Linked DNA regions of Homo sapiens: region 2 is linked to region 1. Evidence: chromatin contacts called from ENCODE Hi-C data. All regions are on one chromosome and are shown on one strand. Each heading gives the region's core, a stretch centred on a gene start or an enhancer-like site at or near the end of the contact. The rest is flanking DNA. Distances are from core to core; before and after follow the strand shown. Region 1 has its middle 24 kb from the start of PNMA3. Region 2 holds the start of TREX2 (three prime repair exonuclease 2).

Region 1 (4,074 bases), core at 708-3,207:
TCAGGATCGGGGCCCCCCACCTCCCTCCAAAGGGCCCTGGCCACCACCATCAGCCCTTCCCGGTGACCCAGATGACCACGTTGATACCAAATGGGGTTGGGGGAGGCACCCCTGCTTTGCACCCAGTGCTGCACCCAGCCCCAGCCCCAAACCCTGCCGTCTCTGGGGGGCTGGCCAGGAGGGAGCCCTGAGTGGCCAGCTGCGACCTGGGTGGGGGCACCTGAAGATGTCTGTCCCCCACCCCTTGTCCTGGGTTGGGAGAGACAGGGGAAAGAGGTCCTCTCAAGGGTGCCAGCTGCCTGGGTCTCCCAAGAGGGTTGCCCCATTTGCCGTCCCCGGGGCAGGCTGCCCCCTGTTCTGGGAAGCCCACCCTCACCTGTTTAGGCCCCGTAGTGACCCACGCGCCCAGCAGACGCCCACCCACTGCTAGCTGTCGTTCCTGTGCAAAGTTGTGTGTTGTGCACCCACCCGGGCGGCCGCCACTAGGCCCGGGGCATGTGCTGTGAGCTTCCTGTGAGCCCAGGTTCTGCTCACTGCTGTCTGTCCTGCATCTTAAACACCACCTCTGCTTTCCTGGTGTAGATCTAGGCCAGTGGCTGCTTGTTCTCGTGGAGCTGTGTGTGTTCTTCTCTGAGCTGCTCCTCCCCGGAGGCCCCCAGCACAGACCCAGGAGATGGCGGGAAGGAGGAACCAGGGCGCGGCCAATGCTCACCCTGTGACCACGATGGTAACCATGACTGTGGGAGGAAGAGCCGGACCCGGGACGGAGTGGGGCTGCCCTGCCTGAGGCTCCCAGGAGAGCTTTATGCTTTGGCATTCCACCCCTGTTGTTACTTGTGACTGTTTCCTCGACCTGGTGGGCTGTTCCCTGCTGTGTTTACTGGTGTCCTGTGACTGTCTGTGATGACTATAGGGCAGGGCCCTGCCCCAGCAGATGGGCTTGGGAGGGGGCTCCCTGAAGCCGGTGGACACTGCCAGAGTCCACGTCCTGGCAAGAGGCGGGCCCTGGGGCCCTCGGGAAGGAGGGAGGTAGCAGTGGGGTCGGCAGCAGGACGGGGGTAGACGAGGCGCCTTGCCAGGAACCCCAGGAGGAGGGATCCTAGGACCTGTGTCCTGTAGTGGCTGTTTGCAGTTTCTCTCTGTGTTGTGGTTCCCTTCTTTTCAGTGATTTCGGTACACGTTTCTCTTCAATAAATTTCATTCCATTTTCCAGCCGGTCTCGCCTCTGCTGTGGGAAACTAGTGGGAAAGGTCTCTTTGGGATAAAATGGAAGTTGGGGGACAACAGTGGCCTGGAATTCTGACCCTATTGTGCTCACTGGGATACGGTCAGGGCATAGTAGGCCAGCGATTGTAGAGAATGACCTAACTGCGATGGTGGTTCCAACCCAGAGTCAGTGGCTTATGAGGATGAGGAAAGAAACCAAGCTGAACATGCTGGATGGTGCCAGTTGACGGAACACTGCCGTGCGAGGGCAATGTGTGGCTTGCTCCCCAGGGCATGCATGGAGGCTCCCAGAACGAAGTGCATAAGACGTGGAAGGGCAGGCAGGGGACAGCAGGCTGGGGCGGAGGCCTGGGTTGAAGCTCTAGCATAGACATCTTTTTAACTGTTCCTCAGTTCCTCATGTTTATCCTGTGTGTGGAGCTTTCACCATCTCTTTGGAAAGACAGAAGAGATGGATAAGGAAAAGGAGTAGAACAGAGCGGCACCCCTTGCCTTCCCCAGAGTCTGGGTAGCGGGCGCAGGACGTGTCGCCTGTCCAAATGCGCAACTTTCACCAGTGTACGCTACGCGTGCGCGCCTGTGCACCTTGACGAGCACGCAGCCGTCATGAGTGCGCCTGGGCACGCCGCCATTTCCTGCAGCCGCGACAGCACGGTCGTATATTTCCGGTTGTCATTTTATTCTTTTTGAGAAATGGTCTCGCTCTGTTGCCCAGGGTGGAGTGTAGTGGCGCTGTCATAGCTCACTGCAACCCCGACCTCCTGGGCTCAAGCGATTCTCCCGCCTCAGCCTCCCGACTAGCTGGGACCACAGGCGTGCAACCACCATACCCGGAACCACAGTCACAGTCGGTCGCAGTGCCCGCTGGGAAAATGCGACCGTCCACAAAGCGAAACGGCCATCGGGGCGAGTTCGGCCTCGGCGGGGATTCTCCTGAGGTCACGCCCGCTCTGGCCGCCAGAGGACGCCCGAGGATCACGAATGGGCCCGAGGAGCTGGCTGCCCCTTCCCACGCTCAAGGTCTGCAGCCGTGGCCAGAGTGGCCTTGGGGTGACCGCGCGTGGACCGTCGCCGGCGGGAGGGAGCGCGGTCCCGCGGGGGCCGAACGGGGCTCCTGTGGCCTGAGCTTGTTTCGCAGGGAGCCCTGGCGGCCATGGCTCTGGGACACCAGACAACGGTCGTCAGGGCTGTCCAGGGTAAGGGGGTGTGGACGTGCAGACAGGGAGGGCAGCTGGACCCTCCAACCATGCTGGGCCCTTGGGCTGACCGGGGCTCGTCTGTGGGGCTCAGTGAGGAGGGACTTTGTTCCCTAGGAGTTTGATGAGGGAGCGCCATGGGGGTGGCGTCATCCTGACATCCTGCAGGGCAGTGGAGCCTTACTTTCCCTAGCCCCAGAGATCATGAAGTCTCTCTTTGTTTAAAGGTAGAAACCAAGGACAAGAGATTGGTGGGAACTGCTCTGGTTACAAAATTGCAGAACCAGACTTCTTAATTCTGGGACCCGTGCTGCTTTCATTACACTCTACCGCTTCCAGTTTGTGATGTGCTCCTTCTGTCAACAGTTAGCAAGCCTGCTGGCTCTGTTGCTCTGGCATGAGTCCAAAGGTGAAGGATGGGGGGCTGATGCATTTTGATACTCAAAATGTCTCCTAAACTGTCCAGTATGGTATACCATCTCCTGCCTCCTTGATGCTTGTGATGGCACCCCAAACAGTATATTTGGAAATCTAACATTCTTACTCCTGCCTGGACAGGCCCTCAGTATCATTCAACGAAAGCTCAATTATTACACAGGGAGTGACAGCACAGTTGTGACTTTCCCATTGTCATTTTTTTTTTTTTTGACACAGTCTTGCTCTGTTGCCCAGTCTGGTCTATGTCCACAGTATCTTCCTGGTCTGCTTATACGAAGTCAAGCAATTTCTGTGCTGGCATGGGTTCCAAGCACCTGAGAAAGCCCAATGTCATCTCTTTTCACAGTGGTTTTGTCTTTTGGCCGTACTTTATATTCCTTCTAGCATATAACCCCTTCCTGACTGAAGGCCAGGCAGAGCACGGGCCACTTTAAAGTTTAACTTTCAAGTAACTAAGATCCTCCCTTTCCCAGAGCAGCAGCAGTGCTTGGAGAAGCACCTGCCTCAGTCTTTATTCTCCCTAGAAACTGACCTTTCCTTTTCCCATTGTAACTTACCTCTGAGCAAGTTGGCAAAAAAGCCTGCATGCTCCCTTCTTTGCTGCATGAAGGAAATTCAAACCATGCAATTTCCTGTCTCCATGTGGGAATTCTCATCTTGGCCCCCCACTTCTAACCTCAGTGAAAACCTAGGCCACTCTCCTTCCTTTGCTTCCAGAAGCCATTTTGGAATTGCTGGAGATGACTGCTCCCCTCTCCTGAAAACCCTCAATTACATAAGTAGTGAAACTTTTCTTGTCCTCTTGGTGTGTATGTGGTGTCATCAGTCTTAACATCCTAGCCAATTTTTGAGTGGGGATCTATCTGCCTCTGAAGGTGACCTTAAAAACAATTTTGCAGGAGGCATAATGGAGGTTAGAGCCACTTTAAAGACCTCTAGGATGTATTAACAGGTATGGTGGTCCCCATCATATCTCCATTTTATCCGCCAGTTCTGTCCCCTGTAGAAATTGGATGAATTCTGGAGAATGAGTGTACACTACCTCATGCTTTATCAAGTAGTAATCCCAGTTGCAGATGCTGTGTACCAGACACAGTATCATTGCTCAAATAGATTTATAAGGCCTTAGGTGCATAGTATGTGGCCATTGGTTTGATGAAGGCATTCCTTTCCATTTCAGCTGGTCAAGGAAAGAGGATAAGAAGCTGCTGTG
Region 2 (4,074 bases), core at 1,181-3,680, 410 kb after region 1:
GGCCTCACCATCCTACCACCGTGCACGCTGCAGTGGCTCCAGTCATTCTGACCTACTTAGGGCTTCCCAGATTGTCCAGCTGGCTGGAGGCTCAGGCTTTGCTCATGTGAGTCACTCTCAGGCGTGGCCACCCCATCCCTTCTTACCTGACCCAGCGTTGGTGACAGGTCTCTCCCCACCCATGAGGCCTCCCAAGACTGGAAGTGCCTCAGGGTGGGGCCCCTGAGGCAGGTTAGCAGGGAACCCAAAGCACAGTGCGGTGGCCAGAAGCTGCCCTCCCACCGAGCGGCCTCCTGGCCCTACGGGGACACGGGCTGCAGGATAGGCTCCCTTCCAGGGTCACCCTCACAGCACCAGCCACCCCACCTCTGCTCCGTGCACCGTCAGGGCCCTTAGCATGTACATGTACATGTGCATGCCCACATGTGGGGGCACCTCCCTTTTCCCCAGCACCCCGTTTCTTAACATTTCACCCTGTTACCACTTCACAGAGCAGGGACAGAGACTCCAGGTCCCACGGCGGGCAAGCGCTGCAGCTGAGCTTTGTGCCCAGGCAGGCGGCCGGCTCTGTGGGCTTAAGGCCCTACTCATGGCTTCTTTGGGCCTCTGGGGTGACAATGCAGATGGGCGGCAATCAGCCCACAGCCACAACCCATCAGCCCTCAGACCAACCCAAGAGCTTGACGTCTCCCTACCCAGCCACCCACGGTCCTCACCGCGAGGAGAGGCCATAGGGGGGCGGCCCTGGAGGTCTTGTGCTGGCCCCTGGCATGGCTCACCGCCTGGCCCTGCTCAGCAGGGGGTCGAGGGAGTCCAGCCCCTAGTATCTGGCCAGCTAGTCGGAGGGTGAGTAGTTGGCAATGTTTATTGGGAAACAGCAAACTCTGCTGGGCACCCAGGCCAGCCGGGAGAGCACGGCCCTGGAAGCGGGGCCTGGAGAGGAATCCAGGGCCGTATGGCTGGTCAGGCAGCCAGGGAAGGCCTGGCAGGTGCACGGACCTGAGGCTGCCCAGATAGGAGGAGCCGGGGGTGGTAGAGGCCAGCTGAACGGTGGAGGCTGGCACTGTCCATGGCACAGGAGGTGGCCCTGGTGCTCAGGCCTCCAGGCTGGGGTCATCAGGCGGCAAGTACATGGGCTCGATGTGGGCCCACCCACGGGCCTGCTCATCGGCCCAGGCGAGCAGCTCTGCGGCGCGGTGCAGGAAGATCAGGAGCAGGGTGTGCACGTCGCCCTCGGCTGAGTGGGCTGCGCTTGGCTCTGCCCGGAAGTAGCGGTGGAAGAGGCTGCCGAGGCTGTAACCCTGGCGGCCCCGGGCCCGGGTGCCGTGGCTGTGGGCGCGGTCCAGGCCCCGCAGGGCCGGCAGCGTGTCCAGGCAGACAGTGTCCCGGGGCAGGCGGGCACCCAGGCGCCGCAGCTCGGCACACAGCAGGGGGAAATCATAATCAAAGCCATTGTGGGCCACAAGGCAGATGGGCCCTGCCTGGCGGCTCAGGAAGGCCTGCAGCGTCCGCACCACGGCGCCATCAAAGCCAGCCTTCCGGCATCGCGCCAGGCCCTCACTGCTCAGGCCGGTGATCTCGCTGGCCTTGGCAGTGAAGGGGCGCTCCGGGCACATGCACAGCGTGAGCTTGTCCAGGACCCGGGGCAATACTAGGGCACCAGACTCGTCGTGCTCCGGGTTCTCCAGGGAGGAGCGGTGGACAGCAAAGAGGGACAGCTCGGCAATCTCGGGCTCCACACTGGGGAGCCCAGTGGCTTCCAGGTCCAGGAAGACAAAGGTCTCGGCCCGGGGTGCCTCGGACATGGTGATGTTCCCACGGGGATAGCAAGTCCTCAAACTGTCCGAGCGAGAGGCACAAACCCTGAGGACTGGAGAGAGGGGTTCGCCCGGGCCCTGCTGTGTACCATCCTCCCCCTAGCCAAAGCTCTGACCCTTCTGGGGCTCACTTCCTGCCACCCCCGACCACAGCACCTGTGACCTTTGGCTCTGGGAGCGTCAGCCCCACTCCTGTCACCTACTGAACAGAAAAGGCAGGCCTCAGAGCGCTCTACTGCCTGCCTCCAGCCACAGTCCCCAGCAGGGATTGGGAGAGGCAGAGGCAGCTCAGGGACCGCACCTTGGCGGGGTCCAGCCCCTTCACCGGAATGCCTTGGCTGGGAACCTGGGGCATAGCACACTGGGTCTCCAGCCCTGGAACCAGCTGCCGGGAAGCAGGCAAGCAGCCACCCGAAAGAGCCCATGCAGTGCACCCAGCTCCCGCTGGGCTCGACCTCCCCACCCTTGTCCCTGGCACACAGGTGCTGGTCCCGAGCTGGCCTCTGCCTGCTTGCCCCCAGGCTCCCGGGGAGACTGTCCTTGCCAACCCCACCACACCAGCTTACCTGGGGCGGGCACTGACCGGCTTCCTGGGCTTCTGGGCACCTGTCGCCACACAGGCTGCTCTAGGCGGCCTTTAATCAGCGGCCGCAGCCCGCCCCCAGCTGCCTGTTGGCCAACAATGAGGCCTGGGGCCTCAGGACCTGCGCAGCCGGCTCGCTCGCCACCCCCTCGCTAGCTCACAGCCACTGAGACACACGCCCCGTGTTTACAAATTAGGAAGCAGGCCCCGAGCTCTTCACAGGCACGGGGAGGAAGCCAGAGTGGTGCGGAAGGCAGTAACCTCCACCTAGCCAGGCTGTGGCTGCCAGGCCTGGCAGGCCTGGGGTCAATGCCTCCCCCATGCTGGGGCCAATGCCTCCCCCATGCTGGGGCCAGTTACACAAAGGCAACAGGTCCTCTTTGCCAGGCCTCAGTCTCCCCGTCACTGGAGATCAGGTGCCGCTCGTGGGGATGAAGCGAGCTCTGGAGTGTGACCAAGGTGCCCACACATGCCGTGCTCAGCCTCCAAAGGGGAAGGGGTGCTCCCCCAAAACCTAGGGATGGGGCAGCCTCGGGAGATGCTATCTGCTTTAAGGACGTCGCTTCATCATGTCTACCGTGCACCTAACAGTGGCTGCTGGGGAAGGAAGGGAGGTGGGCCTGGCCCGGGAGCTGTGCAGGCCGCAGCTGAGCTAATGCTTCCTCCACCACAGATAAGCAACGTTAGGGGGTGGGCCAGGAGCGCCGGGACTACAGGAGGAGTGAAGCCCAGCCCCTCGGACCCCAGGCTCAGGGACCTGCCCTGTCTATCCCGCTCCAGGCAAAGGGCACCAGGTCCTTCCCGGTCCTGCGAGCAGTGGCGCCCTGAAGACCTCATTCTGGAGCAAGAGACAACAGCCCTTGATGGTGGGTGCACTGCAGGGCCAGCCCCATGCTGGGGGCACAGAGAGGTGACCAAGAGGAGTCCCTTGGCCTATAAATCAGGTGGTGCACCTGCACCATGGTGACCACAGGCCTGCCCGGCCTCCCACCTCTCACAGTGGTGGCTGGGGGATGCCTCAGGCGACTGGGATGGAGGGGGGTCTGGCACCTGGCTCCTCCTGGCCTCCTTGCCTTGTGTGCCCACAGGGACCTTGGGGAAGCAAAGGAGATGGTGCCAGGAGGGAGCAGGGTGGGGCGGGCAGCAGCAGGTACAATGGCCCCAAGGAGGCAGAGGCCCTACCAGTCACGCCTGTTCCGGTACTCACAGGGAGGGAGGCAGCTGTGACAGGCACACTGCTCAGGGAGATACTGGGTCACCCTGGGAAGCCCAGACAGCATCTTCCTGGACAACCAGTCAGGCTGAATTCCCCAGCCCAGAGCTGAGCGCCCAGCCAGGGAGGAGCAGGAAACTGGTACCCCGCGGGGGATCCAGGGGCACTCAAGGAGGGCGGCTGAGGGGTGCGTCTCGCACAGGACCCTAAGGCCAGCCGGGGGAGGCGACAGTGGGTTCTCTGCTTTCAAGTGGCTGGCAGCAGCAGGGAGGAGTGGAGCCACAGGAAGAGGACGCAGCCCAGGCCCGCCAAGATGACAGGAGGGCCGCCGCCAGCCTGCCCAGACCTGGGCCACCTGAGCAGCTCAGGACAAGGGGAAGGAGAGAGACATAGAGCTGAGGAAGCAGAAAGCAGGCTGGAGGCAACTGCTTAGAAACCAAGGCTTTCTTTGTGTCCAAGTC

The links. A loop is a pair of places that touch in the nucleus more often than their neighbours do. Pooled maps may share reads with other maps.
Region 2: a map of heart right ventricle shows a loop between it and region 1 (6-fold over the local background). The contact joins the promoter of TREX2 here to the enhancer-like site in region 1. A Hi-C loop is called at or near these places in 17 of 168 maps with a recorded cell type or tissue (A673, Caco-2, IMR-90 and 11 more), 5 of 37 single-sample maps with no recorded cell type and 24 of 50 pooled maps.

The regions. Positions count from the first base shown.
Region 1 is chrX:153,030,639-153,034,712 of GRCh38, forward strand. No RefSeq gene overlaps it. Among named protein-coding and RNA genes, the nearest start is that of PNMA3, 24 kb to the right of the region's middle. Within about 2 kb of position 1,958, at least 10 of the 41 ENCODE cell types and tissues checked have a DNase peak (open chromatin) inside an H3K27ac peak, as active enhancers do.
Region 2 is chrX:153,443,626-153,447,699 of GRCh38, forward strand. It overlaps TREX2 (three prime repair exonuclease 2), which reads right to left and starts at 2,431. Exons shown (of 2, transcript NM_080701.4): 1 at 2,384-2,431; 2 at 848-1,870. The coding sequence starts at 1,805. The coding sequence ends at 1,095. HAUS7 (HAUS augmin like complex subunit 7) reads right to left here. Exons shown (of 10, transcript NM_001385482.1): 10 at 4,043-4,074.